2 separate regions of the Homo sapiens genome follow, and region 1 is linked to region 2. The links are chromatin loops, found by intact Hi-C in ENCODE. Cell type or tissue: GM12878. All regions are shown on one strand. Links, peaks and the distances in the headings refer to the core of each region. The heading gives the core; the rest is flanking DNA.

Region 1 (16,207 bases), core at 4,298-12,297, 380 kb before region 2:
CCTGACCCACACCCAGAGGAAAGGAATGCCGCAGAGAGAGGCCGGAAAGGCTCTAAACAGACAGGCCTTGCTGGATTTCCCTCTCAGTCTATTATCAATAGATCATATTCTTTTTTCCTATCACATTTCTACACAGCTGTCCATACTTTACTGAACCTAAGCATAGGAATGGACAATTTTCCCTGGGTCTTTGGGTTTTCATTTCTGAAGCTCCATATCACACAAAACTTTGATTAAATCAATTTGTTATGGGTTTTCTCTTGTTAACCTACCTTTCGTTATAGGTGTATTGGCCATGACCCTTATGATGGCTGAGGAAAGGTAACCCAATTTTTCAGCCCTATAGGGGTCAAGGCTATCATCCCCATTTTACAAATGAGGACTCTGAGACCCTGGGAGATTAAATGCCTTGCCTGGGTCACTCAGTGAGCAGCCATGCTGGAGCTTCAGACTCCCTGCACTCAACCTCTACTTATTTCTCTAGCATCCCTGGAGACCCAGGACACCTTGCTCTTTACCTCTTCTCAATACAACAGGGGCCAGAGAAGATGTTTATCAGGACATCAGCATTTATAAAAAGGTCATTCATGATACTGAAATACTAAGCGCAGCTAACATTTTATGAGTCCTTATTGTAGACCAGATAGTGTGCTAGACAATTTATCTAATTTAATCCACACAACCACTTCATGAGGGCAGAACTAGTGCCAGCATTTTAAAGATGAGGAAATGGGAACTTTGAGAGGTTAACCCAAATCTGCCAAACTCCTGAGACTGCTCTCTTAGCCAATACTTCTTACTGAATTCTGTGCTTAACTCAGTCTTGTTCAGCAATTGTATGGGAATGAATAAAGATATAAAAGGCACACTGACCAATTGCTTCCAGATGAAAAATAAAAACCAAAATTAAATCTGACAGCCTAGACTGATGCACAAAAAGAGGAGAGTGGCAGAGACATCAAGTCATACACCTGGGTCCTCAGAGGAGCTCAGCATGAGTTTTTAGGAAGAAAAGTTGCAACCTAAGAGGGCTACTGAAATATAAAGTCAACCTGAGACATAGATCAGGCATGGCTGCAGGCGGACAGTGTGAGGAGGTGCATAGTCCTATGCTGGGGAGCAAAGCCAGAGATTTGATAGCCTGCTAAGATAGTAAATCACCCCCCAAAAATCTGGGCATAAAGAGCTCGAGTACATATCATATGAGAAAAGTCCAGGGAACTGGAGTGTTCAGCCCGTGGGGAATGAAGCAAGTAAGTAAACAAAAACTAGAGGGGCTACAAGAGTTGATTTTCAATATTTGGAAACCAGTTATTGTGTATAAATAGAAGGAGCTCCAGGGAGGTAACTAAGGATCAACAAATTTTAAAGGGATTTTAAGTGCATAGAGGGTGGGGTACAAATTTAGTTAAGCAGAAGTAAGATCCTGCAAACAAAGTCATTCAAACTGGGAATGGTAATTTGAACACGGATGCTTGCCTCTTACCTGGAGCTTCATGTCCACCTGCCAGGAATGACATAGAGGGGACAGGGAAGAGTGTGGATTGGGTAGGGAATCAAAAGAGAATCATTTGCTCTAAGTTTATTTTTAACTTACACCTGTACAATTCCACGATATGATCTGGGCACCAGCAACTAAAGCTGGGGGGTGAGGGGAGGAGGCAGGCTGCCCTGGAGAAACAGGAGGGAGAGAAGAAAAATAAAGATGGGAACCTCCATTTTTATCAATCCTAGGCTCTTGCCCACTGGTAGATTTGCTCAGTTTTGTGTTGTGGTGTTTGCTTGAGAAAAGGAAGAATCAGTGTTGCTTTCTCTTTCTCAGGAATTGGGTTTCCACCTAACAAGTTATCAACCCAATTATTAGGTTGTCAATAAGTTTCTACTTGTGAAGTAAAGGTGCGTTTTGAAGGATATCAGTAATGAATAAAATATATTGGCCCCAAAGCAATTCCAAGCTGTTAGGAGGAATAGAATCTTAGAAAAGGTGGGTGGCCACTGGAGATTTGGAAAAAAATAAAACATCTTTAGAATCCCTGGATGGTTGTCAAAACTATACCTTTGAAATGCAAAGATTTTATCGGAAGTTTAGTTTTTGTTCTTTTTCTTTCTTTCTTTTTTTTTTTTTTTTTTTTGAGACAGAGTCTCGTTCTGTCACCCAGGCTGGAGTGCAGTGGCACAATCTTGGCTCACTGCAAGCTCTGCCTCCCGGGTTCACGCCATTCTCCTGCCTCAGCCTCCCAAGTAGCTGGGACTACAGGTGCCCACCACCATACCCGGCTAAATTTTTGTATTTTTAGTAGAGATGGGGTTTTACTGTGTTAGCCAGGATGGTCTCGATCTCCTGACCTCGTGATCCACCCACCTCAGCCTCCCAAAGTGCTGGGATTACAAGCATGAGCCACCGTGCCCAGCCGTTTTTGTTCACTTTTAATGTCTACAACAAAAATTAAGACAATGCATTCCTGTATTGAAGGGTTATAATTTGCACATTATCATCTCCCATTTTTGATACATTGACAGTGAAACTAACCTCATGTAGAAATGTGGATGCATACACTTCCGGAATGCCTTCCACATTGGGAACACATGTAGTTGTGTTCTGCCTGTAAGTGGCTACATATTTCTAGGGTTTGTCTGGTTGGCAGCTCCATTTTAACACTTTGTTGGGTATATATTTCCTTTGTTCAAAATGTGCCACATATTTCTGATTATAGCATGGAACTCAGGCTGCAAAACAAAACAAAACAAATCCTGCAAATGTTCATACCATATGACCTAAGGCCTTGCTGAAGCAAATTTTTATTAGAATGTCTTTTGCCTTCTTCTTTTGTGGTTTTGGAATTACAGCTTGCCACTAAGTAATTAGCTTAGCAGTCCTATTGTAATCAGTCCTCCTTTTTTGTCTGGTCAGAGGAAATGAATTTTACAAAGTATGGTTCTAATTCTAACCAACTCGTATGTCAGAGAGCTATTGCCATGATCGTGCTTCATGATAAATGGCAAATAAGAGTTGGCCAGCAAAAGTGGTGCTCAAATTTGGTGGCAACATCGGTGACCATACTAAGTTTATTGTCTATGAAATAAATGAGTGCATAAAGCTGTAGCTAAATTAAATATAATGTATATAAAGTACTTTCGTGCTTGGCACATAATAAACACTCAATAAAAGGGTTTATTGTTAAAACCAACAATTGGGCTGGCTGTCCCTGTTTCATGTATTCACGAACCTTATATCTATCACAGTCTTCAGAACACTAATGTGATTTATTCTGTTTACTTATCTGTCTACCTCTGCAACTAGGATTAGTGTAATAAATGTAATAAATCAATGTAATTTGTTGAATTACAAAGTGTCAACACTTGACTCTGGACTTTTTTAATTATTATTTTTTATTATTATACTTTAAGTTCTAGGGTACATGTGCCCAACGTGCAGGTTTGTTACATAGGTATAGATGTGCCATGTTGGTTTGCTCCATCCATTAACTCATCAATTACATTAGGTATATCTCCTAATGCTATCCCTCCCCCAGACCCCCCAGACCCTGATAGGCCCTGGTGTGTGATGTTCCCTGCCCTGTGTCCAAGTGTTCTCATTGTTCAGTTTCCACCTGTGAGTGAGAACATGTGGTGTTTGGTTTTCTATCCTTGTGATAGTTTGCTGAGAACGATGGTTTCCAGGTTCATCCACGTCCCTGCAAAGGACATGAACGCATCCTTTTTTTATGGCTGCATAGTATTCCATGGCATATATGTGCCACATTTTCTTAATTCAGTCTATCATTGATGGACATTTTGGGTTGATTCCAAGTCTTTGCTACTGTGAATAGTGCCGTAATAAACATATGTGTGTGCATGTGTCTTTATAGGAGGATGATTTATCCTCAAGGATCTAGAACTGGACTTTTAATAAATAGTTCTGCTGCCACTGAACTCCATTGACTTCCAAAAGATTAGCACATTTTCTTGATCATATTTTCTAGCCTTTTGTCTATTGGTGTAATCTAAACAAAAATCAAAGTTTTAAAAATGTGTCTGGATATAATTGTACTCTTAGAATGTTCACATATATGGGACAACAGAAGACCCTGGTTCAAAGATTCAAAGATTGATTATTCTGGAACTCACAGTACAGCTCTGAAATGGATGAAGTATATCCTGTGGCTGACCATGTACGATGAGACAACCATTACATCAAACCTCTGAACCAGAGAATGAAGAGTTTGAAAGGGAGTCTTCTCTTGTGGTCAATTCTAGGAGACAAAATTCAGAAAATCCACAGAGGCTGGAAAATAATTTGTAGGGAAATGAAAAGCAAAGCCAAAGACTCCTTGAACTTCATCTAGTATTGTAAATAACCTAGTGGCAAAACATTAGATGTTTCTGCTAAAATATCATTCTTAGAATATTAGCATGCTTAAATATGTCTGGAAAATCCTTAATGACTCTACATTTTGCTAAGTCCACAACTCTTTCATCTCCTTCCAAAAGCAGTGTGATAAACAGGTATCATTCAGGGAGGATGAAGGTTTCTGAGCTTTACTATATGAAAGAGCCAATTCCAATTTCCCAAAATACCACTAAAGAAGAGTAAAATCTCACAAAATGCAACAGATTCATTGTGCAATGGTGTTGAAGCAGATGGGCAAGGGATATGAATGGGACAACAGAAGACCCTGGTTATGCTAATAAAACCCTCAATTTCACTTTCACCATTAGCTTATATTCCATTAAAGAACTCTCAAAGAGAAGTATGTATTTTCTCCAAGTAGAAGAGTTTTGACCCAAATTCTTGGGCCGCTATTTTTTCATTGACTTCAAATGAAGACTTTTTTTGATGATAATACCATGGTTTCCACCCTGCCACTCACAGCCCTGCCTTAGCAAGAAGGTAGAGATAAGATTCTACATGACCAGCATTTGAGCACTATTACTCATGTCCTGATTCACAAATAGAACTTGACAGGAAGAACAGACACCTTTATAAACTAACACTAATGTGTCATGAATATCAAAAATATTTTGAAATTGAAAGTGCTCGAAACATTTTTTTAATCAAAATACCTGTATAATTTATATTCAGTCAGTCATGTGTTATTTAATTGCCTGTCACAAAGGGGAGGTTGTGTTCTCAAAATGTAATTTCCAGAGGATTACAAAGTATGGCAAGATGCCAGTCACTGAGTCGGTTTCTCAGTAACCAGTAGCAAGCTCAAGATTTTGCATGGAAAATTCTGCTTCCCAAAGTCAGTTACCTATGCTGCACAAAGGCTATCTTTCCTGAGTAGCACATGCCAGGCATGCTCTGCTTTGTCCAACAAATGTGCACTGAGAACCCACCATGTCCCTGACCCTACACTGGGCAGTGGGCACACAACTGTGCTGAAGTTTCCAAGATCTCGCAACTCAAGGGATGAGACAAGCAAACCAAATACAGTTGCAGTACAGAGCCATAAGGGCTCTGATAGGAGACAAAAAGCATCAAAATAATGTGAAAATTAGTACCTACAGAATGCAGCAGAGGATAATCCGACTCAGCTAGATAACTTTAGTTGATGGAGAGAAATGAATGTGTTATCTAAAGGGTGTTGAAATTTGCCTCTACGTACAAATCTTTATAATAACGTTCTTCCACATTCTTCTCACAGAATTGAGGGAATTCTTGAACCCATACCTCTCTCTGGCCAAATGGGATTAGTCCATATAACTCAAAGCATTGGGGGGTACTGATGGAAGGAGGAGGAGAGGGGAGAAGTTAACCTTTTGGAGCAACACTTATTTTTTACTCCTGAAGCAATAAGCTGGCTTCAAAGTGTAATGATGATTAATAATTCTCAATAACTACTATCTACTCTCTAGACCTTTCCTTCTCTTTTAAACCATAGGGAACTCTCCGATGAACTCATCTCAAAAGCATGTTAAAAAACAAAGATAATATGTTAAGAGAGATGTTACCAAAAGCAATTATAAGAGGATGACATGGACTTCTATGAACAATGACAAAAAAAAGTAGGTTAACTTTGGCATTAACTGAACTGAAACTTAAGGAAAACACTGAAGATGATCCATGGAAACTTTAGTTATACTCGAGCATGGGCAATGAAGCAATAAACTTGTTTTTGAGCAGCCAATTGTAGAATAGTTACAGCTGAGTGTTAACAAGACAAGCTGGTGAACATCTATCTTACTTTTCTTTTCTTTAAGAAAGATGACCTTCAGATGGAAAAGGATAACACAGATTGGATAGAGAAGAAGGCCATAGCAGGGACATTGTAAGGAAGCCTCTAATTCCAGTGAAGTTTCCCCAGGGTTTCTGGATGATTGGGAATAATCATCACAGCCCAGATGGGGTTTCTGAAGTACAAAATGCATGAGGATGGGTTCCCCAGAAGTAGATGCAAAGGATTTGCATACAAGCATTTTATTTAGGAGGTGATGTCAGCAAGCATGGGTAAGAAAGTGAGGAAAAGAGAGAGAAAAGAGAAAGAAGACAATATAGGGAGAGTTACTGACCAGGTGACCTCTGCAGACAGCTGGGGCTCCATCCTGCCGAGAGAACTCTGTGAGACAGTGTAAAAATGTCTAGGAGTGGTCCTATCCATGGCACAAGGAAGCTGGGACATCACCTCCAACTCTATCAGTCAGTAGCCAAAAGTTCCTTCTGGGTCATTGACTCTCCGCCATTCCAACCTTCCTCATCATTTGAGCCTTAAAAAAACAACTCTGGTAGAGATTTATAGGTGCTTGTGATAGAACTCTATAGGCTTGCTAAGAATGGTGAGAGCTGAGGCAGTATGAGAGGGATTTCAACAGTACTTACCACATGTGAAGAGAAGGAAATGGGCAAGAAACTGATGATAAATCAATGGAGACCTAGTTTTCAAAGAGGGAAAGTGGAGTTCTACAACTGATCTTGGAGAACTTGACATTAATTTGGGGGCAATAAACATATGTTATAGGGATGTTTTGGAGTAACTATAACAGAAAGCAGAAGTGATGAGAATCCAGCAAGAACCTTATTCGATTAACTTCATCTCTCTTTTTTAACAGGGTCACTAAACCGGTAGGTGGAAGAAATGTTATAGACCAATGTAACTATTGTATGCAGGTCTAATTTCCTTAGATAGCATGAAATTGACCAAGCTCAACCACAAGCTATCATTATCCAATGGCCTACTCAGACACCAGTTTGCCCAGCTTCAAAGAATACAATTTACATGGTATTCTGGGTGAATGTAGCTCTCTAGAACACAATATCAAATGCACTGTAACTCATGCCCCCTGAAGTTGTGGCCCTGTGACACACAGTAGTGACAGCACACATAAAGTTATTCAACATCCAGAGGAGACTTCAACTCCTCCCTCGGAAAGGCCCTCCAGTCTAGAGCAGGAGAAGCCAACAACCCAAGAATCTCCACTCAAGATTGTGAAGCTCCTCTTGAAAGCTCTTGAATTATGCAAGGCATAATATCAGAAGATATAGCTGAACAAATTCAACCTTTGTATTCCCATGGACACCCACGGATATCACTCATACAAAAATTCAGAAAATTCTAGTAGCATGCCAAAAACGATTTTTATCAATGACTTGAGTGTCTCTGTTTATATTCTTTCTATCTCTCATACACATACATATCACATACACAGTATACTCATTCACCTGAAGCAAAGTATAGTAAATTTGTAGATTACATACAATTGGGAAATGTGATAGATACTGGGGGTTGGGCTGCTCAATCTCCATTTTGCCTTCCTTCTGGCTGAAGATTATGGAGAACTTTTAAAAACAGAAAAAGCAAACAACTCTTGTAACTAAGATTCTGGATACAAATTGCCTAATTAGCACCTCTCATGAAGAATGTGGGAGGTGGAAGTGAAGCAGATCCCACTTTTCTGCCCTTTTTGATATTTCTGTGTTCCACTTTTCATGGAGAGGCTGTGGAGATGCGAGGCTCTCCTGCAGCAGTGTTTCAGTGTCTCTTCGATATCTTTCTAGGTGTCAAAAGGTGTGACAGCAACAATGGTGGTAGCATTTTCATTCCTAGATCACACGTAAGACTTTGTGTTCTTGAATGCACAACTTCAGAAGTGGCCTTGGAGGTAGTAACTCCTCTGTTGGGAAAATTCTGTAATGTTCTGAGAGTTATTTCTGAAGGCTCAACTTAAAATCTATTCTTCCAGTACTTCCAATGATTTGTTAAGAATAGTATGTGTGAAATTTCTTCATGGTGAAAATCCCTAGAGAGGTCTCTGTCTCCTGCACTGAATACTGACTACTTAGAAGAGTTGATAAATACATTGAATGACAGAATTAGGGTTAAAGGCAAATATAACATGATAAAACTGAATAAGGATAAAAGTCTGTTAGGTAGGTTCAAAAGCAATTGCACATCCGTCAGCTAGAGGCAGTATAACTTCACAGCATCATAAGAGAAAAAGCTTAGAGAGAGGTCACGAAAGATGGTAATGTGGTATCCAGAAAGAACAAAGTTATGGACATGCTCTGCTGGTCTATTCTGGTAAGACCACACTGAGAGAAAAGTGATTAATCCTAAGCATCATGTTCTAAGAAGGTGAACAGATCCCTTGAAACATCTGTGTTTTCCTACAGCCAAAACACAGATTAAATGGCATCAAGAAAGAACCAAATCTATTTCACAAGAAGAATGGCTGAAGAATATGGGAGGTCCCCGAGGACTAGAAAAGATTCAAGGTGGACCAAAATAGCCATCTTTAAATATTTACATGGTTTCCTTGCGGAAGATTGATCAGACTTGTTCTGTACATTTCAAAGATTTGAAACCAGGACCAAGAGAGGGGAGAAAGAGGGAGCCCAAGCTAGACACCCTATAGTAAAAGATGTCAGAATACGGAAGGACTGATTTGGCAATAAATTTTTCAACATTTGGGATATGCAAAAAACAAAAAACTGGAGACTCACTTGATAGGGTGACTGTGGGACACACTCAAGCATCAAATGAGTTGCTGGTCTTAGAAGGTAACCTTTAAGGCTTATTCCAAATCCAAGAATTTTTATAGTAAACTTTTTATTATAAGACTAGTAGGGTATTTCTAGAAAACTCACACATAACTCACTATTCTCAGAGACACAAATAATGCACCCACATCCCACCACCCTTCAACACACACACACACACACACACACACACACACACACAGTGGAGGTTGTCAGAGGAAGCTGAAAGCATTCAAGGTTTGGAATTAGGTAGATGGGGCCTCAAATCTTGGCTCTACTCTTTACTACTTGGATGACCTTAAGCAGCTTAAATCTCTGGTTCTCTGTTTGCTTATTGGTGAATAATGATACCTGTCTTGTAATTTTTAATGAAATTAGAAAAAATATGTCTTACACTGGATAAATAAAATTATTACTAGAAGGTTATCATCTTCTAATACTTTAAAACTCTATTCTTTACTTTTTAACCCTTACAACCTGCTAGACAAAAGCCAATAAGCAAAGATTTTGTAACTATTCTAAGTTGGTGTTTTCCTTGCCATATTTATAAGTTCTCTATAAAGTTGGCAGCATAGCATAATGGTTAATAATGAAGGCTCATGAGACAAGAAGATCTAGGTTCAAACGCCAGCTCAGCCTCTTCTTTACCACATGGCTATAAACATAGTCTGTAAACCAGGAACCTCAGTTATCTTCTCTGTAAAATGGGGCTGAAAATAGCACCTAGATTAATAAGGTTTGGTAAGGATCATCAAATAATGCACATGAAGCATTTTGCCCAGTGCGTAGCTCACAGTAAGTGCTCAGTAGCCCTTTCTAACCGTAATTAAACAATAGTGATAGTGATGACAAAAGCACAAACTCTATGAGCACCAATCTAAAACGTTAATGCTACTGATTTACTTATCTTTCAATACTTTCATCCTGGACCTACTATAGCATTCCTTTTTGTGATGAGATTATTTAGATATTTACATGGCTAGACCGTACTTCACACTGATTTCTGATTGCCTTCACTTTTCACAGAGATGGCAAGACAAATCATCATAACCTAATCTAGCACATCATTGGCTGCAGACCTATTTGGGAGGCCTGTATACCAGGGAGGCTAGGAAAACACGACTTCCTACTGGCAGCATTAACTCAACAAACCTCCCAGGGGAGCAATAAAAACACAGTAGCCAGCAGCCTTAATGAGGACATGCTTAGAGCACAGGGTAATCTTATAATGCGCTGAGCGCCCTGTGGAATTCACAGGAATTTGATTTAGCAACATTAGATCTCAGTTTCTCAAAATATTAGCAATATGATTTGTAATAATTGTCTCTTATTTTAGCTGATGACATCGCAAATTACAAGTGTTATTATGGCATTGTTTATAGTTCAGAGATCTTACCACAAGAATCTGCCTTTCAGCTGTTGGCAGATGTAAGTGGAGTTTGCCTTTGTTAATACAGCACATGCCAAATTTTTCCTCAAGGCCTTTAATCAGAATGTTACATATATTAGGACACATGAGCAGCCTTTTTCTGCAGAACAATGAAAAAGACAACCTCTACTCTATCATTATAATATTTTTAATGAAACCATCTCTTTCACTCCAAAAATCTCTTCAATTGTGCATATTTTGTCTGCAGCAAACCTCTAAAGCCCCAAGTGTTAGGTTGGCCCTACTACCTTCTAAATTAAAATGGCCAAGAAAGAATACAAGTATGAGAAATGGATCCAGCCTCGGTGGCTCCCACCAGTAATCCCAGCTGAGGCAGGCAGATCGCTTGAGCCCAGGAGTTCAAGACCAGCCTGGGCAACGTGGCTAAACCCCATCTCTACTAAAAAATACAAAAATTAGCTGCGTGGTGGCACGTGCTTGTGGTCCCAGCTACGTGGGGGGCTGAGGCAGGAGGATCACTTGAGCCCAGGGCGTCAAATCTGCAGTAAGTGGTGTACAACACCGCTCTCCAGCCTCAGTGATAGAGTGAGACCCTGTCTCAAAAAAAAAAAAAAAAAAAAAAAAAAAAGTGTGAGAAATGTGTTAGGCACTTCAAGAACTCCCAGATTCCACTTCTCAAGAACTGTCATCTTTGGGGTTAGAGGTAGTAATAGAAATGGTAACTACACCAAGTGGCATTGTCATAGGCAATGCCAAGGGATAGCTGGGAGGGAGTGTATAGAAAAGAAAAATTTTAGGGTGAATATTAGTAACTGCCAGCAAATGGAAGAACATTTATCAGCTGTTTCAAAGGCACTAAGATAAATCTAAAAAGAGATCATCATAGGAATGAGTTGAATATATCCTAATTGGGGACTAACTTAGGTGAAATTTTCACAGTAATTAACTGGCATGTTAAAAAAAAAACTCCTAGAGTCACTTGAAGATAAAAGCTAGTCACTCAGCATGTGAGTCTATTACTTGAGTTAATAGGCAAAAAAAGGAAAAACACTGCATAGAAGTACCTCATCTAATTGAGAGTCACGCCCTGTCATCTCATTTATTCAGGGTATAATTGAGGGATTCAAGGCTACAAAGCCAGTCTCCTCTGAGCACCAAATTAGATGGCCAGCCAAAAGCACCTGCACTATGGGCATGTTCCATCCCCTCTCTATGCTTCAGTTTCCTCCCCTGTTAATGAAGGTACAAATACAAAGCACATAGTAAACAGTGCTCAATAAATGTTTGCTGTTAATTTTATAGTTATTTTTATTATTACTGTTGTTATTACATCTACTAATTTAGCCATAGGAGAGGCCCTTGGGCTCTATTGAATTTATTCATTCACTTCTAAAAGTGTATGGATAGATAGTTTCTCAGTTGTAATAAAAAAAAATTACACACGTTTTTGTCATCCTCTTCTCTTGATTTTCCCCATTGGCCACCTTCTTAGTGTCCTTGGCAGGTTCTTTCATTTCTCCCACACCTCTTACTGGAGGGACACCCCAGGGCTCAGCACTTGCTGCTCTTTCCTCTATCTGTACTTGTCCCTTAGGGATTTCTCATCAGATGCCCGCATGGTTAACTCCCTCCCTCAGCTCCTTTAAGGTTTTCAAACCTTATCAATGAATTCTACCCTGACCACCTGTTTCCTCCTGTGTCCTGACCCCTGTCCTTGCATTCCCAACCCTCTTTTTTGTTCTACCTTTTTCTATAGCACTTATCCCTTTCTAACATACTATAAAATTTATGAATGTATTGTTTATTGTTTGTCTCTTCCTGCTAAGAATGTAAGAGACCAAGAATCTTTGCCTGCTTTGTTCATAAATACATCCCAAATACCTAAAAGAGTGTTTGACATACAGTAGGTCCTAAGTAAAAGTTTGTCAAATAAATAAATGACTAATAAAAAACCCAAACGTTTGTGGGAACACATGGATACCCAGAATAAAGGCTACATTTCTCAGTCTCCTGTGCAGTTAGATACAGCACACTGAGAGGGCAAAAGGCTTCCAGAGAAACCACATGTATTATAGGAAGCACTAACAATGGTCATCCTGATGGCATCTTCTGAACTCAACAACCTTCATTTTCTCCCCTTCTTATGAAAATTAGACAGAAGAACTCATTTAGCATAGAGGCAATTTTACACACCTCAATAGCCTTTAAGGGAAGTCAAGTCACTGATATTGATAATAATTATCTTGAATTATCAATATATCAAAATGAATTCTTTTTTATGTATTCTAAGTAGCCAAGGACATACATTTAATAAAGATAAATATATATAATCTTTAAATTATACATAATGTATTTTATATGTATATGTATCTATATTACATGTATATGTATTATATAGTATATGTACATTATATTATATAGTAGCTAAAATAAGAAAAGTCTTAGCACTTAAAGGATGGTAGTCTTTAACGATCTGGAAATCTACCATTTCCCATTGATGTCAGATTCAATGGGTAAAGATAAACTTTCTTTTTCTAAATGCAAAATTAAATAAGCCACTGCTTTTAAGTCCTCTTATTAAGTACTGGAAAACCTAGTCAATAAATGAGAACATAAGAAGGACTGAGAGCCCTATTGGCCTAGGTGGTATTTTATTCATTCATTTAAAAAATAATGGCCAGTGAGTATGTAAGGCCCTGTGTTAGGTGCTGTGGGGCTCACAAATCTTATACAGGTGGAGGTCCATGTTCTCATGGAAGTTATCATCCAAGGCATGATACAGGAGATCTCCTGGAGGAAGAAACAGCAAAGGCTACAGAGAATGGAGAGCCACCTGTAGTAGGGAAATAAGGATGCCTCGATCTTTCATTTAATTAATATGATCGAAGAGCACACTGAGCCCAGCCAATCTCATAAAGAGCCAAGTTTGTGACATTCCACTGAAAACCTAGAGATAGTTAATCCTAAAATACCCTCCAGCAGCAAAATTCTGCCTTGGAAAATTCCCTTTTCCTATGACTAACATGTGATTTCAGTCTATTGCCCAGTGCCATATTCCCCTTATCTCAATTATCCTACCCATCTGGCCCCAAATGCTGGTTCATGAATAATAGTTTACTATGTGCCAAGCACTGTCTAAGTATTCTTCATAATATTAATTCACTTAGTCCTCACAACAACCTTGTGTTATCGATACTATTATTATGCCCATTTTATAGAAGAGGAAACCAAGTCACAGAATGGTTACATAATTATCCAAGGTCACACTGCTGGTAAATGGTAGTAAATAGACAAACATTTCAGTATTATATAGCAAACTGAAAATAATAAGAACAATATAGTTACTTTCTGATAACTATACATAATTTAAAATATATAATTGTATAATAAGTATATACAATTCAAAGAACTGTTCTGTATTCTGAGATTATGCTCAAATGTCTAAGCTTTTATGAAATGATAGTCAAAGGAAGTTAAACAATCACCATTTTTAAAAAACAGGCCCATAAAAATCTGCCTCCAGGGACCACTGAACTCTCCCTCCCACTTTAGGAGAAAACCCTGCCCCTAGATTTGTTGCCCCACAACCTTGTCCCCATCCATGCTCTACTCCAACTCCATTTCCTCCCTGCCCCTTTCCTCCACTAGCCCTTTCATGTTACCCTGTGAAATTCCTATATTGATCTCATTCCATGTTTCCCTTTGCTCCTCCCCATGACTGAAACCTGACCCCCTTCAGTCAAACCACTTCCTTGGGTGAGCACATCATGCTTCCCACAGCTCCTTCTCCAATGACTGTGCTTCTCCCACCATTGGACAGCCTCCCCTTCTCACCTTTACCACCACTGGTCATCAATTCTCATTGCTCCCATATGCTTACTTCCAATGCTCTATTCTTACCTTCCTCTATGACGTTACCACTGGTAGTAATGTATCTCCCCAACTCAAACTTCTGCTACCATCATCAGTATCCAGGAAAATGACCTTTATAACATACTGACCAACCTACTCAACTTCCTCAGTTCCAGGGACATTTATGACCACTGCACTTTTGCTCAACCTTAGCCATGGCTGCATGTCTAAGGCCAGCATGGAGCATGCCAGGACAGCATAAAGAGGAAGAAGAATCGTTGGATTTTATGGTTAGGACATCAATGGTGACCTTCCAGTTATAGTTAACATATAAAAACACAATCAGGCTACAGGAGGTTAAGAGGTGAGTGGGTGGCAAGAAAGTGGAGACTATCTTCACTCAAGAAACTTCCCTCCTTGGAATTCACTTGATCCTGTAGCTCACCTCCACTTCATAAAACTTTATTCTCTTATCTGCACTGACACTAACCTGGTTTTTTCCTCCTATATTTCTAACAGTTCATTCTTTGCTTTCTTTTAATATACAAAACATTTCCTGAACTCCAATTATGAATCAGGCAGTTTGCCAGGCAACGAGGACATCAAAAACATGGTTCTTTCCCTCAAGTTTTTCAGTCTTGGAAAGAAGACTATTATATATTTAATTAATTATACCCAGTAGAATGAATGAAATGAGAACATAGAAAAGGGGGAAATTATCTCCATCAAAGGACAGGAATGGAGATCAAGAAAAGCTGCCTAAAGGAAGTGACACTGCCCTGAGTCTTGAAGAGTGAAGAGCATGTCAGATGTAGCAAATGATTAGGGAGATGGCATTGCAGGCAGACAGCGCAGCACAAGCAAAGGCACAAAAGCATAGTATATTTGGTAAGTAGTGTGGTGTAGTTGTCATATTCTAGTGGGAGAATGGTAAAGAATACCATTGAAAGGTAAACCACGATCAAATTGTGTAGGGAATGGCCTTAAAGGAGATGCCAATACCTTGGATTTTACCTTGTAGGTGAAGAATAATTACTGAAAGATGTTGAGACAGCGACACCATAAAAGCTATTTTAGAAGTCAATTCTAGAGATGGTGTTGAAGATGAATAAACCAAAAAACACAGAAATACATCCCACCTGGTGCAATGTTCAAGAACACATAAACTCTAGGCCTATGTTTCAGTTTAATTTTCTTCATAAGTGAGAACTGGGGTAGTTGTCCTGTTAATGGAAACGAAAGATTAATATAAGGGTCACCTAGAGATATAATCAATGGGACTTGATCAATTAAATATGGAAATCTAAGAAGAATAAAGAGTAAAAACTGTCTTAAGATTTTAAACCCATGAAACTATTGGAAGAATCATGTCAGTAGCAAAAGTTAGACGTGTTTTGCCAGCTCTCCTTCTCCCTCTTGCTCCAAAAGTTTTTCCTTCAGTGCTCTTCTCTTGATTTTTTAAACTCTTTTGCATAATATTTTCAAATCTGTCCATTGTTGAACTTTTCTATGTGGATGATGCCTAGTTCTTTCTTTGCAGCCAGTATCTCTGATGGTTCTAGCCCTATCTTTTAAATTTGCCTGCTAGAGATCTTTGGCTGGTTGTCTCACTGTGATCACAAATTAGCAACCTAATGCAAAACTGTCCTCTCCTTACTTTCCAACCAGACCAGCTCTTCCTCCAGTCTTCTTTTTTGTGATGAATATGTGTCACCCAATCATAAACTTCTCAATGATCCACCTCCATGGTCAATTTTCTGTAAGAGCATGTTGAGCACAACCCATTAACTCTCCTGCCCCCTCTCACTCCATCCCTCTGTCCATCCCACCAGCAATTCTTTACTGAGTCCCTGATGTCATCTTGCCTCCAAGATTCCCAGGAACATACACTTACTCAAGTAATTTCTTAAAGCACAGTTTTCACTCTTCCACTTCCCAGTATATGGGTTTCCAGTAGGATCCTGACAATGTTCCCAACCCAGTAATAG
Region 2 (16,207 bases), core at 3,488-11,487:
AATTACTGAGCTAGGTATTGCATGCAGATACAGAGATGTAAATGAAATCGCTACCTTACTTTTATATATATTATTTTTATGTTTTATTTACTTATTCATTTTTTTTGAGACAAGAGTCTCACTCTGTCACCAGCTGGAGTGCAGTGGTGTAATCTGGGCTCACTGCAACTTCTGCCTCCCGGGCACAAGCAATCTGCTGCCCACATCAGCCTCTCAAGTAGCTGGAACTACAGGAGCCGAGCTAATTTTTGTATTTTTTGTAGAGATGGCATTTTGCCACATTGCCCAGGCTGGTCTGAAACTCCTGGACTCAAGCGATCCACTGTCTCAACCTCCCAGAGTGCTGGGATTACAGGTGTGAGCCATTGCACCTGGCCATTATTTTATTCTTTAATTTAAAGATAGGGAATTAAGGCTTAAAAGAGGCTAAGTAATGTGTTCTAGGGCACAGCTTGGGTGAACTAGATTTATATTCAGACTTGAGTTAGGAAATAAAGGAGGCATGATTTGAAGCTATCTGACTCCAGAGGCTTGGCTCTTGACGGGGTACCACGCTAAGGCAACAGTGTTTCAATTCTCATTTTAAGTAAAATACAAGTGCTATTAATTTGGTACCTGGGAAAAATCTTCAGCGGCTACTGGTAAATTAACATCATTTTCTTGTGCTGTCAGAAGTGTTGTGGGAAGAACCAGCTTAGAATTTGGCTCCAACTCCAATTCTCCCAAACTCATTGGACCATGACTAGCACATGAATCTTCATAAATACTACCTGTTATCAAAAATGTAAATAAAAAGTTAAAATAAAGTGTTAAATTTATCTTCAAAAATGAACAAGTAGTTGACTAAAACCACCAATATTTCTCACCTGCTGAATTAGAACTAGCAGTGTACTTCAAACAAAAACACCTGGACCAAGCCTTCACTGCAATTAAAACCAAAACTCAGAGAGAATGCAAAAAGTACCTATGTTCAAACAAATCCATGGAATATTCTATGTAAAGTTCCAGTCAACAAGTTGCCCATGCAGTTCATCTGCAGCCTCCTTCCCACATACGAACTCTTAATACTCCTGCTTACCTTTCCTATCTCTAAGAGTCAATAGAATACTTTCTATCTAAAATGTAATCTTAAAGCAAAGGGCAATTTCCTGCCTGGAAAATGTTGGTATTGCCTAGCTCTATTCTGTAGATTTTGTTCTTCAAGTGATCAAGCTCTTATTTTCTTATCTAAATGGCACCTCTGGCTGAGTGCAGTAGCTCATGCCTGTAATCCAGCACTTTGGGAAGCTGAGGTGGGTGGATGCCTAAGGTCAGGAGTTTGAGACCAGCCTGGCCAACACGGTGAAACCTGTCTCTACTAAAAATACAAAAATTAGCTGGGTGTGGTGGCATGGCACCTGTAATCCCAGCTACTCAGGAAGCTGAGGCAGGAGAATCGCTTGAACCCAGGAGGCGGAGGTTGCACTGAGCTGAGATCGCATCACTGCACTCCAGTCTGGGTAACAAAATGAGACCTCGTCTCTAAATAAATAAATAAATAAATAAATAAATAAATGGCACCTCAGTCAAATCAGTAAAAAGAAGACAAGAGCAGAGATATCTATGTATCTAACCACTGTACCTTTGTATTGCACTATATACTCCAAGCACTTTCATATATGAGTACATTATCTTATTACATTTGAACTTTACAATCATTCTGTAAGATAGGTTAGACATCATTGTAACTGTCTCTCACTGACATTACTAAGGTTCAGAGAAGTTAACTAACTGTCCAAAATCAAAGAGCTAGCAAGAAGCACAGAGGAATTAAGTCACTGCTCTCTGTTTCACAGTCTTGCTAGACAACCTTTTAAAATATAATCAATAGAAATAGACCTGAAGAGTTATATGCAAATTAAGTTTTAAATATATATATTTAAAATTTATATACATAAATCATATATATAATTCATATATATGATATATTATATATGATATTATATATTTATATATCATATATAAATATATATGATATATAAATCATACACATGATATATATATAAATCATACATATATATAAATCATACATGATTTATATATAAATCATACATATAGATGATTTATATATATAAATCATACATATATATAAAAATCATACATACACATATATATATATACACTTTTTTTTTTTTTAAAGACAGAGTCTCACTCCTGTTGCCCAGGCTGGAGTGCAATGGCATGATCATGGCCCCCTGCATCCTTGACTTCCCAGGCTCAGGTGATTCTTCTACCTCAGCATCCTGAGTAGCTGGGACTACAGGTGTGCGCTACCACACTTGGATAATTTTTTGTATTTTTAGTAGAGACAGGGTTTCGCCATGTTGCCAAGGCTGGTCTGAAACCCCTGGGCTAAAGTGATCTTCCTGCCTCAGCCTCCCAAAGTGCTGGGATTACAGGCATGAGCCACTGCACTGCACCCAGCCTGAAAAAATATTTCAAAGACGCCATAGATATTTTCCATTTAAAGGCATTCTGTTGACAATTTCCTAGATATAGCAAATAATCACTCTGATTGATCTTTTATGTTAATCTAGGTTTTCAATGGGCTTTTACATAAAGCGAAATACATCTATTGAGTTTTAATTTTTTTTTTTTTTTTTGAGACGGAGACTCACTCACCCAGGCTGGAGTGCAGTGGTGCAATCTCAGCTCACTGCAACCTCCACCTCCCGGGTTCAAGCGATTCTTCTGCCTCAGCCTCCCTAGGAGCTGAGACCACAGGCACGCGCCACCACACCTGTCTAATTTTTGTATTTTTAGTAGAGGCAGCGTTTCACCATATTGGCCAGGCTGGTCTTGAACTCCTGACCTCAAGTGCTCAAGTGATCCGCTCACCTCGTTCTCCCAAAGTGCTGGGATTACAGGCATGAGCCACCATGTCCAGCCGCATTGAGTTTTGATTTTTACTATTATGGTATTAAATCTGTATAAAACAATTTATCAAAATTATTACCTGATTCTCATTTAATTATCTAACATAAGATTAATTTAAATAATGGTAATAATACTTATAATTTAGAGTAACTAATGTTTCAGGCTTTATTTGTCTCTTTATATTCTGATACGCCTTTTTCTATTCCTATGTGACTTGTTCAACATTTTTCTAAGAGTGGCAAATGAATTAAGAGAAAAGAATTACATATAATGTTAAAAAAAGAAGATATTGAAAACTCTTTTGCTGATATATGGTATATGCCTAGAAAACCCAAGAGACTTTAATGAAAACAAAAGAACTCTATTAGAACTAATAAGAGAATTGGTAATGTGACTGGATAACAGATAAATAGATAAAAGTGATTAGCTTTTTCCTACAGTATAGCAACATAATCAAGCCATGAAAGCACGGAAAGTATAAAAGTTAGAAATATCTACATATAAATTTTTAAATTATATGGCAAAAAGATCATCAACAATGTCAATGAGCAAAATATAAATTTGGATAAAGATATTTACAATACAAATAGTAGAAAACATCTAAACTATAGAAACAGCTTTAAAACTAACAAGAAAAACTGAGAACCTCCCAGATGGGAAAAGAACTTTATAGGAGCACATACAAATGGCCAACAAACATATGAATGAAAAGACATATAAACTCACCAGGAGTCAGAAACATATCTTCATATTTCTACTGAGGTATGTAAAAAAACTAATCAACACAATTTCAGGAGGGGATGTAAGGAAAGGGCACTAATAAATTGCCGATAAAAATAAATTGGTTTAAACTTTCAAGAAAGCAACTTGGCATTATCTATTTCTAAACTAAAGATACATTTGCTCGTGTATAGAAGAGCTTCCCAGGAGTACATACACTGGAGTAAGGAGGAGTATATAAAACACAACAATCTGGTAGGATGTGTGTGTGGATACTTACTCTAGCATTGTTTATAGTGCAGGGACATGTTAATAAACATCCATCAATAGAGAAACAACTAAATAAATTATTGGAAATCAACACTATGAAGTTTTACGTAATCATTAAAATGAATAAATTTAAGTAATACCGGTTGACCTGGAATAATCTAAGGGTTTACTGGGTAAAACACAAAATGCAGGCAAGTGTGCAAGATATGATCTTAAGTTGTAAAATAATGGCAATCACACATACCATATATATTGTACATGCATGTGTGCATATAATTATATGTGTGAGGTAAAAAACAGGAAGGTTATATGCCAGAATCTTAACATGGGTTACTTGGGATAAGGCATACATGGGACAGGAAAAAAGTGGTGGTGGGGAGCACTCAAAAAGTGCGTAATAGCTTTCACATAATACACCATCCTATAATTTAACAGATATTTACTATGTTCTGTATACTATATAACCTGCTAGGTGACAGGGATATGAGAGTACACAAGATAAAGTCCGTACCCTCACATGAGATTAATATCAGTGTGATAAGAGCAACATTAGGCAGGTGACATTAGAGAATTATAGAGAGTACACATGACAGGTATTTAACCCAGTGATAAGGGTCAGGAAAGGATTCCCTGACAGCAATCATAACAGTGCTGAATTTGCTGTGTCTTCTAACAAGCAGGCTCATTGAGTGTGGGTGTCTTACCTGTATAATGCAAGTTAGACCTTTAAAAGAGGGATATTTAAAATATTATTTCATTCAAGTCAAATTTAATTTAATTAATCATAACTAGAAATCCCTAATTTTACTTTCCTAGAATTTTGTTATAGTGGAAAGCAACCATGGCAGACTTTTAGAGAAGACTAAGTTTGCCTAAAATTGCCAGTCCAGCAAGAGTTTTTGGTCCGGCATATCTAATGGATTTTTTTCATTTGTATGAAAGTCAAAGGCATCACAAATTCAGTATGTATAAACCCCATTCAATCTCTTTCCTCCTAATTCTGTCCTTCCTCCATATTCGCTCTCTCTCAGTGACTGAGATGACCATCTATCCAATAATTCTAGACAGAAACCTAGGGATTTCTTAGACTTTCTGCTTCTTTTGTACTGCTCACATTCAAATGAATTCCTGTCCATCTCCTTAATTCTCTCTCAAATCTCCCTTTTTATATATCCTCATTACTGAATAATGTCTCATCAGGTCAACTTTAATGGTTGTCTAATCAGGCTCCTTGCCTCCAGTCTTAACTCTTCCAATCTATCCATCACATTGCATCTCAGATGATCTTGCTAAATAAAAGGTAAATATGATCACATCACTCATTTACTTACAATCTTTAACAGACTGATGAATATCACACAACATTCAGAACTGACAGAAACTTAAGGCTGAATTGTTCATGGGAATAAGTATAAAGTAAAAAGTAAGACTGTTATTATTTCCCATTTTGTATACAAAGCGATCCTTACTGTACTCCTTAATAGATAATCCAGGGCTTTTCATGACCTGGTTTCTGCTCCCTGCTGCAATTTCACTGCATCTTAAGCTCTAATTCTTTGACAAAAACACTGCATTTCCACGATTAACCCTTGCTTTTTTTTTTTTTTTGCCTTTGTCCCCTGTCTCATTGCATATTCTGTCTGAAAGGTCCCTCCTCACTCACCACATGGCAAGCATTTATTCATCTTTGAGGAGTCACTTCAAGCAAGACTTCCCTCATCTATGAAGTCTTTCCTGAATCCCTTCAACTACAATTGACCTGTACCTCCATCCTATACGGGCTTCTTCACAATAACTACAGTAATTTATTGCATGTTTTTGCTTTCTTATCTACTATGTCTACTAGAGAAAAAAAATCATTGTGAACAGGGCCTTACCAAGTTTCATATTCCTAGCACCTAGCACATGCTCAGCACATAGCAGGCACTCAAAAATATCTTCTGAATAAGTAAATGAACAAACTGGAATATTCTTATCATAATTTACCATCTGGCTAATTCCCTTAAGATTCAATTTCACATTGGATCTTGCAGAAAACCTTTTCTAAGCCCTCACAAATGAGTTAAGTTCCTCCTCTGCACTCCCACAGCCGTCTGTGTTGTACTAGTCACACAATATTATAATTGTTATTTATTTCTCCCACACTAGTTAGTAAATATCTTGAGAGCAGATATCTATCATCTTTGAATCTTGAGTGCTTAATGTAGTACTTACATAGTTCTAGGTATACAGTGGGTATTCAATACAGGTTTTTTGAGTAAATAAAAAGCTGTAGTTGGTAGTATATCCCAGGGTCCACAAATAATTCACTCAAATTACAGCTTACATTTTAGGTTTCCCAAGACAACTCCTCAAAGCCAATTTTGCAACTTTCAGTTACTCAACCCAACCTGAGAGCCTCAGGAATGGAGACAGTGATAGAGGACTACAGAAAATAGGACACTTCCTGAAAATTAGCAGGGGTGGGGAGGGGCAAAGTAAGAAGAGATGACCCTCTGTAAGCAAAGTTATTAAAAATCAAGACGAAAAGCAATACCAATCACTAGCATATATAGTTGATTCTCATCTATGGACCACAGTTATAGTCTGTGGTCACCAGGAGAAAATCTTGAAACAAGAGGAACAAATTAGTTTTCTATAGGCAAAGTCCTTTTAGTCAACTGTTGATAGTTTCTGATTCTATTAAGTACATATAAGATAGTACTTTTCATACTCCAAGCATTATTAAAGAGAACAACACCATGTGCCAAGCACTGAGCTTAGTACTTTACATGCATTGTCAAATACATGTACCTAATAACCATAATGAGATAGACACTATTACCTCCAAGATAGCCCCCAGTGATCCCTGCCCTCCTGGTATCTACACCTTTTAAAAGTCACCTCTTAAGTTGTTCCATGATTGGTCTGTGTTATCAATGGAATATGACAGAAGTGATGGCATGTCACTTTGGAGATTAGGTTATAAAAGACATTATCAGCTGGGCGCAGTGGCTCACACGTGTAATCCCAGCACTTTGGGAGGCTGTGGCGGGTGGATCACTTGAGGTCAGAAGTTTGAGACCTGCCTGGCCAACATGGCAAAACCCCGTCTCTACAAAAACATACAAAAATCAGCCAGGCGAGGTGGCGGCGTGCATCTGTAGTCCCAGCTACTCAGGAGGCTGAGGTAGGAGAATCACTTGAACCCAGGAGGCAGAGGTTGCAGTGAGCTGAGATCGCACCACTGCACTCCAGCCTGGGCAACAGAGCGAGACTCTGTCTCAAAAGAAAAGAAAAAAAAAAAGACATTATGGTTTCCATCTTGATTGCTTACTTTCTCTTGGGAGATGTCTGCTACCACATCATTCACGGCCCTATGGACTGGTTAACATGGTGAGGAAGTGAAGCCTCTTGCTAAATCCATGTGAGTGAACTTGGAAAGTGGATCCTTCAACCCTAGTCAAGCCTTCAGATGACCTCAGTCCAAGCCATCACCTTGACTGCCACATCAGGAGAGATCCTGAAAACCACCCAGGTAAGCCACTACCGGATTTGTGACTTTCAGAGTTCTGTGAAATAATAAATGTTTGCTGCCTTCAGCTGTTAAATGTGGGGTAATTTCGTACATAGCAATATTATCCCCACTTGACACATAAAGAAATTTGGGTTCAGGAACATTAAGTTATTTGACCAAAGATACATAGAGCTGGAATTCAAACCCATTTCTGAAACTCTCAAAGCCTAAACTCTTAGCTATTCTGCTATACTGCCTTACATATGTGTTCAATCTTATGTTATACCATATTACTTATTTTTTCCAATTAAATACCTACAATGTACCTAAGATTAAAAATGCACTGTACTATAGGTAATCTGCTAGGGTTACCAGATATTTAAAAAGGACTGAAGAGGCTATCTCCTCAGGGAGTTTATTCTGTAACATTTCAACTAAGTACCTAGTTGCTCTCAGATACCTAGTAGCTCTTAAGTACCTAGCAGTTCAAGTGATCTGCGAGAGCCACCTAGTGTTAACTCTGTTTAACTGCATTCTGCAAATTTAGCTGGACATAAATGTAAGTCACATTTCATGCCATTTGAATCCTACAAATTTTAAAGAATGTAAAACATTTAATACTCTCATTATGTGTACAAAATGAGAAATAAGGCCAATCTTTACATTTATTCACATGGGAAATTCAGTCTCGGAATTCTCCCAATTCTGAATGATACAAGGTGTTCACTCAATATGAAACTAAATACTTCAGGCTTTTCCTTTTCTGATTTCTGGCAAATCTGCATGCCTCCAGAAGTTTCTTTTCACTTAAGAGAAAGAAACAATGGGCATTTAAAAATCAATAATAAGAATATAGCAGATCCTCATTTATTTGTAAATTACATATTTGCAAATTTATCTACTCGCTAAAACGTATTTATAACCCCCCAAATCAATACTTGCAGCACCTTTGTGGTCATTTGTGGACATGTACAGAGTGGTGAAAAACTTAAATTACCTAACATGCATTTTTCCAGTTGATGCTGAACAACGATACATTCCACCTTATTCCAGCTCTCATACTGTAAACAAGTGACCTTTTCACAGTATACGTAAAGCTGTTTTTCAGATTTCATCCCCTTTTTTTTGGTGATTTCACTGTTTAAAATGGCCCCTTAGTGCTGAAGTACTGTCTAGTGTTTCTTTTCTTTTTTTTTTTTTTGAGGCAGAGACTCGCTCTTGCTGCCCAGGCTGGAGTGCAGTGGCGTGATTTCGGCTCACTGCAACCTCTGCCCTCTGCCCTCTGAGCCTCCCGGGTTCAAGCAATTCTTCTGCCTCAGCTTCCCAAGTAGCTGAGATTACAGGCATCTGCCACTATGCCCGGCTAATTTTTGCATTTTTAGTAGAGATGAGGTTTCACCATGTTGGCCAGGCTGGTCTTAAACTCCTGACCTCAGGTGATCTGCCACCTTGGCCTCCCAAAGTGCTGGATTACAGGCGTGAGCCACTGCATCTGGCCTGTCTAGTGTTTCTAAGCACAAAAAGGCTCCGCTGTGTCTTATGGAGAAAATATACATGTTAGATAGGCTTCCTTCAGGCACAAGTTATACTGCTGGATAGTTCAATGGCTGTGAGTTCAATATTAATGAATCCAAAATATATATTAAATAAGACTTCTTTAAACAGAAACATAAATAAAACCAGATTATGTATTGATCAGTTGATAAAAATGTTATGACCAGAGGCTCACAGAAACCTAATCCTGTATTTCCCCTAGGAGTAATGGTTCAATACTTGTTAATATGTTTGTGGTGACCACAGAATATAACAATGGTCCATAGATGAGAGTCAACTATATATGCTAGTGATTGGTATTCTCTATTCTATCCTTATTTCCAGTGTGTCACAACAGAAAGTTTATTTAAATTCTAAAATAGTCCTGAATGCAGAGTGCTACTGAAATTCATATAGCATAAAGAATAAATGTCTACAGTATTATCTAATTTAACCTTGTCCTAAAGATCTGTTATGTCAATTTTCATGGATTCGTTATATTTTTCTAGTACATATTACAATAAATGCATCGGCTGGGCATGGTGGCTCATGCCTGTAATCCCAGCACTTTGGGAGGCCAAGGTGGGCAGATCACCTGAGGTCAGGAGTTCGAGACCAGCCTGGCCAACATAGTGAAACCCTGTCTCTAATAAAAATACAAAAATTAGCTGGGCATGGTGGCAGGCGCCTGTAATCCCAGCTACTCGGGAGGCTGAGGCAGGAGAATAGCTTGAACCCAGGAGGCAGGGGTTGCAGTGAGCCGAGATTGTGCCATTGCATTCCACCCTGGGCGACAAAGCAAGACTCCGTCTCCAAAAAAATAAAATAAAATAAAATAGGCTAGGCGCGGTGGCTCACACCTGTAATTCCAGCACTTTGGGAGGCCATGGAGGGCGGATCACGAGGTCAGGAGATCGAGACCATCCTGACTAACATGGTGAAACCCCATCTCTACTAAAAATACAAAAAATTAGCCAGGCGTGGTGGTGGGCTCCTGTAGTCCCAGCTGCTCGGGAGGCTGAGGCAGGAGAATGGGGTGAACTCGGGAGGCAGAGCTTGCAGTGGGCCGAGATTGTGTCACTGCACTCCAGCCTGAGTGACAGAGCAAGACTCCGTCTCTAAATAAATAAATAGAATGAAATAAAATAAAAGTATCACAGTTAAAAAGTTTTAAGTGTATGTATGTGTATTACCAAAATTAATTCACATACCACCCAAAGGTTCATGTACCAACACTGATATATGAATCACATTTGGGGAAACACTGCTATATATACTATAAAAAAAGTTATCACCAAACTTTCCAATTATTAAAATCCCTTTTAATAAAGAAATTTTGCAAGCCCCTATCTGAAAATAGGTATACTTTCCTCAACTCAGATTAGGGATACTACTATGACACATCAAGAAAAAATATTTTGGTGTCTACCTGAAACTGTGTCAAATTGCCGAGATAATGGTTTAGGATCACATTGTTGATCCAAAGACTGTGTATTAGTGACAGGTGGCTGCATATAGAGAGAATGTCCCATTAAGATGTTCTCTGCTGCCGCTGTTAGCTGGGGTCTTTGTCCTTCACTAAGTTCACCCACACTGTTTTCCAAGTCCTTTAAAAAGCAGAAACAATTGTTAAAACCATTATATTAAAATCAAGTCAAAACAGGAAATCTTTGCCAAATATCATGAACAATACCCTTTGACTCCTTGGAAGGTATTTTACAAACTGCCTTCTATGCCACATATACATTACATGCAAGAAAAGTTCAAGAAGTTAGTCTAATAAGCCTCGTGATAGGCTTTGTTTTCAATATAATAATTTCATATATTTTATGAAATTAACCAGTTTTTCAAGCACCAATTAAATAGCAATAAAATACATAAGAAAAATTATATTACAATTTAAAACACTCAATGGGGCCAGCACGGTGGCTCATGCCTATAATCCTAGCACTTTAGGAGGCCGAGGCAGGTGGATCACTTGAACTCAGGAGTTCAAGACCAGCCTAGGCAACATGGCGAAACCCTGTCTCGACAAAAAATACAAAAATTAGCTGGGCATCACAGCACACACCTGTAGTCCCATTTACTTAAGGGGCTGAGGCAGGAGGCTAGCTTGAACCCAGGAGGCAGAGGCTGCAGTGAGCGAGACTGCACGACTGTACTCCAGCATGGGTGATACAGTGAGACCCTGTGTCAAAAAAAACACAAAAAATCAGCTGGGCACGGTGGCTCATGCCTGTAATACCAGCACTTTGGGAGGCCGAGGCGGCGGATCACAAGGTCAGGAGATCAAGACCATCCAGGCCAACATGGTGAAACCCCGTCTGTACTAAAAATACAAAAAATTAGCTGGGCATGGTGGCAGGCACCTGTAGTCCCAGCTACTCGGGAGGCTGAGGCAGGAGAATGGTGTGAACCCGGGAGGTGGAGCTTGCAGTGAGCTGAGATTGCACCACTGCACTCCAGCCTGGGTGACAGAGCGAGACTCTGTCTCAAAAAAAAAAAAAAAAAAAAAAAAATCAAAACCACTAAATGCTGGTATGCATTACACATTGTTCATACAGCTTAAAATGGGAATAACAGAAAATTTCTCTCATTCTTCATGAATAAAAATTGCCTAAAGTTTGTTAGTGTAAACTTTACAATAAACAATTGATGAGGAGAATAATATACTTTAAACAGCATAAAGGTTACCCCATATATCAATAATAAGATTTTTATAAAAGTATAGAGGCCTGGCGTGGTGGCTCACACCACCCAGCACTTTGGGAGGTCAAGGCGGGCAGATCGCAAGGTCAGGAGTTTGAGACCAGCCTGGCCAATATGGTGAAACCCCGTCTCTACTAAAAAAAAAGTACAAAAATTAGCCAGGCGTGGTGGCGGGTGCCTGTAGTCCCAGCTACCTGGGAGGCTGAGGCAGGAAAATCACTTGAAACCAGGAGGCAGAGGCTGCAGTGAGCCGAGACTGAGCCACTGAACTCCAGCCTGGGCGACAGAGTGATACTCTGTCTCAAAAAAAAAAAAAAGTATACAGATTATAGAAGAATACTTTAGTCATATTTAATAATGTTATTTTCCTTGGGAAAAATAAAAAATACAAAAAGCACAAAAATCGTTGGCTGGGCATGGTGGGTCACGCCTGTAATCTCAGCACTTTGGGAGGCCGAGGTGGGTGGATCACCTGAAGTCAGGAGTTCCAGACAATCCTGATCAACATGGCAAAAACCCATCTCTACTAAAAATACAAAATTAGCGGGCATGGTAGTGCATGCCTGTAACCCCAGCTACTCGAGAGGCTGAAGCAGAAGAATCACTTGAACCCAGGAGGTGGAGGTTGTGGTGAGCCGAGATCCCGCCACTGCATTCCTGCCTGGGCAACAAAAGCGAAACTCCGTCTCAAAAAAAAAAAAAAAATTGTTTTAAATGAAATCTATGAAATAAATGAACAAATGAAAAAATATAAGACTCCTATTTTCTTTCTGTATTAAAAAATTATATATCCTAATCACTAGTACATTTTATGACTTGAGATATTCTAATTAATGAATTTACTAATTAAGAACTGAAGCAAAATTCCAATTATCTGAAAGCTCCCATGTTTCTCATTTAAAAGGGGTTTAATTTCAACCAACAAGTGTTTTTTTTAACTAGACTATATGAAGAAATCACTGCTGAAACACCTTTGATGATTCCATTGACTATAAAATAAAATCTAAACTTCTTAGCTCAACATTCAAGATTCTCTTCAATTTGCCTTCATTCTCCTATGTACATCTCTATCTCTCCTTATTCCCTTAGCCTGACTCTTCTTTAGGAATACTGATTGCCTCAACATCCTTTAAATTAAAAAATACTGTTCATAATTAATATGAAATCCCTTGGAGACTCTTGGGCAGTGTTTAGAATGATGGCAATTATGTTTTCCCCAGAAATTAATGAGAAATATTTCACAATGCCTATATTACTCTGACAGTCTACAGTAACTTCTCTGTTGTGAATCTGTTTTCTAGGATATTTGCAACTGCTGAACTATTTAACACCTTAAGAATACTCTATGACCCTACTGAAGACTTATCTTGCCTATTTACAAAATGGTCTCATACTCATAAGTATCTCTGAGTTTTGGATTATACTCAATGCTTAAGTTCATGCCAATTTAAGTCAGGTTGCCTATAATGCAGAGTAATATACCTAGCCCATCTACATATATGTACAAATTACAGTTTTGCCATCAGTGAGCTTTCACTGACCAAATGCCCCTCTAAGCAAGAAGTTTCAAGCACAAAGAAAAGCCACAACTTAGCAAAGCAATATTTTAACTTATAATGTATCAATATTACTAGTTCTTATTACATAGCCCTTTAGACAAGAAAATATGCAAAATGTCACTGTTAATCAGACTGGCAAAAATTTAAGATTAAAAGCATTATGTGTGACATGGGAAAGGGATCTCATACAGCTAGGGGCAATTTTTCAGTGCCTATTTAAATTATGAATGCTTATATCTTTGAGCCAGCAATTCCATGCCTTAGTATCTAAATCTAGAAAAATAATTTCTCATGAGTACAAAAAAAGGATTTTATACCTAGTATAGTTTGATTAGAGAATACTTGGAACCAATCTAAAAATCCTTCAATAGGAGAATAATTAAACTATGGTATACTACATAGTAGGTAAAAAGAATATAGTAGATCTTCAGGATTTATGTTAAATTTTAAAAAGCCTTGCAACCTGCTTTTTAAAATTTAAAATTGCACAACAATATATACACACACCTCAAAATTATATACTAAGCCAGAAATGGTGGCTCATGCCTATAATCCCAGGACTTTGGAAGGCTGAGGCAGGAGGATCACTTGCGGTCAGAAGTTGGAGATCAGCCTAGCCAACATAGTGAGACCCCGTCTCTGCAAAAAATAAAAAATTAGCTAGGTATGGTACACGCCTATAGTCCCAGCTACTCTGGGGGCTGAGATGGGAGGATTGCTTGAGTCCAAGAGTTCGAGGCTGCAGTGAGCTGACTGAGCCACTGCACTCCAGCCTGAACAACAGACTGAAACTCTGTCTCAAAAAGATTCACACACATATATATATATACACACACACACACACATACACACATATACATATACACAAATATATTTTTATACATATATAAATGCTTAATGCTTAGAAAAAGATCTGGAGAAGATAGAATTCTAACTTCTGCATTGCTGGTCTAGCCAGGACAGCACAGTAACAAAGGCTGCCAGCTCTCAAAATCAACACTGGAGTAACTACAGAGGTGAAAAAGAACCCATAGATTCTGAGAACTAAAGTAAAAGTTGTGAAAAGCCCCTGGAAAGACAGACAGTTAACTCAAACTGGAACGCGTGGAAAGAAAGGGGCTGCATCCTAGCGAGGAGGCTGTGTGGAGGGGCTTTGTGAGAGGAATGAATGGAGAAAAGTCATTGTTTCTTCCTCCATTAATTTGAGATTACTGCTTGCCCCTCAACCATAAAAGTCTTCTTATTAACAACCCCAGCTGCAAATGCTGGCGCCCCAGAGTAATATCAGGGAACATGAAGGCCTAGCTATGGTGACAACTATAGATGAAATCTGTCCAGAAGCCCATCCGTGGGCATCATTCCTTCACCTTCTTCCCCTCCAAGCCCCAGGACTAGTGGATTACAAACCCTCCCAAAGCAACGTCTTCCTAAGGGCTTAAAGACACAATAATCACCAGGAGAGCCATATAGTGGAGTAACAGCAAACAGCAGGGACAGTGACCAAGGGTGGTTCTGTGCTGCCTAAGGCTCTCCTCCCTAGGGCTCTCTCCTCCCCTCTTCTTTAACTCTCTGAAACAGACCATGGTTTTATCCTTACCCAAATTCTCAGACAGAATAGTTGATCCCATCAGTGAAATAAGAACTCACAGGTCAAAAGAACCAGATACCTGAGGAGTCAATAAGTTTAAAAAAGAAAAAAAAAACAGACAACAAAGTGAATGATATTAATCAGACAGACAGACACAGAGTAGGCGATAAGAAAAGATATTAAAATGCAAAGCAAAAAAAAAAACAACAAAAAACAAGAATGTCAAGTATGAAAAACACAATAAACGGGATAAACAGTATAGCAGAGAACAAATTAATAGTTAGCAGATCAGATTGGGGAGTTCTCCCAGAATGGAGAAGAAAAGAAAGACAGAAAATTTAAGGGATAAGAAAAACAGAAGTAGAAGTGTCAATATCTGGAAATAAGAGTTCTAGAGAGAGGGGGGAAAAATGAAAGGAAGAAAAAAAAAAGAGAAAGAAAGAATGAAGATAAATTTCCCAGCATCTAAAAGATAAAAACGTCTGATACAATTGCACGAATAAATACACTGATATTAGTGATTTCCAAAAAGAAAGAAAACTAGGATTAGTCAGTGGAATTTATAAATTTATGCAGACACTTCTGCTATTTGCCACCTCTTTTTGTACCATTTGCTTGTCTCATTCTCTCTCCCTTCTTCCCTCTCCCTCTTTCTCTCTCCTTTCCACCCGCACATGCGCTTTCTCTCTCTCCTCTCCCTCCTTTCTCTCTCTCAGCTTAATGGTTTCGATACTAATCATCTTAATTTCTGCAGCTATGAGAGTATGTTTTTGAATTTAGCAACACAGATATCACAACTAAGATTTTTCCAGTGAAATGATCTATTGCTAACTAAAGTTGCAGAAAATTTAATTATTTTAAATTCAGAAGGAATATGTTAAGCCTTCATTTTTTCCCATTACTAAATTTTATATCTTCTCCTACCTTTCCTAATCATTTAAAGTTTTAAAAATAAAAACAGAAAATAAAACCAACCATCTCCTTGGGCCCTATATAGTCTTCAGATCTCCAGCTCATCTAAAGCCAGTTGACATTTGTTCATGCGAAGACAACCAGATATGATAGAAACAGCACTATAGATCAAGAATCCTAGTCCCAGCTCCATCATTAACCAGTCTGAATGACAATGTTGTATATTTCTACCTGGAATTTCCTTAAGCACCTTAAATATAATGTGTATATCAAACTCATTAGTTTCCCCACAAAATCTGGCACTCTTCTGTCTGCACTTCTAAGCCAACAACTCTATAATCACCCATCCAAGCTCCTAAGGTAGGAACCTCAAGATTATCCTTAAAAAAAAGCTTCTTTACCTCTCTCAACCAATGACCAATTACTGTCAATCCTATGCCCTTAAATTTAAATCTCTCTCCTCTCTATTTCTGCTGTAACTGTCTTTGTTCTCATTCTCTCTTG

What was found. Peaks named below come from ENCODE experiments on the same cell type or tissue, not always from the same donor. Only the 100,000 strongest peaks of a DNase experiment are listed, where the experiment ranks them.
Region 1: it touches region 2 in a loop (2.3-fold over the local background); 2 of 110 quality-filtered maps call a loop at or near these places.

Annotation. Positions count from the first base shown.
Region 1 is chr14:58,876,844-58,893,050 of GRCh38, reverse strand. All of the region lies in intron 1 of LINC01500 (long intergenic non-protein coding RNA 1500), which reads right to left. Among named protein-coding and RNA genes, the nearest start is that of LINC01500, 57 kb to the right of the region's middle. In GM12878, for the core only: a CTCF peak has its summit at 8,400; no DNase peak of the experiment used is centred there.
Region 2 is chr14:58,493,118-58,509,324 of GRCh38, reverse strand. It overlaps KIAA0586, which reads right to left. Exons shown (of 31, transcript NM_001329943.3): 27 at 10,365-10,542; 28 at 616-770. Among named protein-coding and RNA genes, the nearest start is that of KIAA0586, 74 kb to the right of the region's middle. RefSeq lists a silencer at 7,780-8,074. In GM12878, for the core only: a CTCF peak has its summit at 7,906 (motif pointing left); a DNase peak (open chromatin) is centred at 7,924.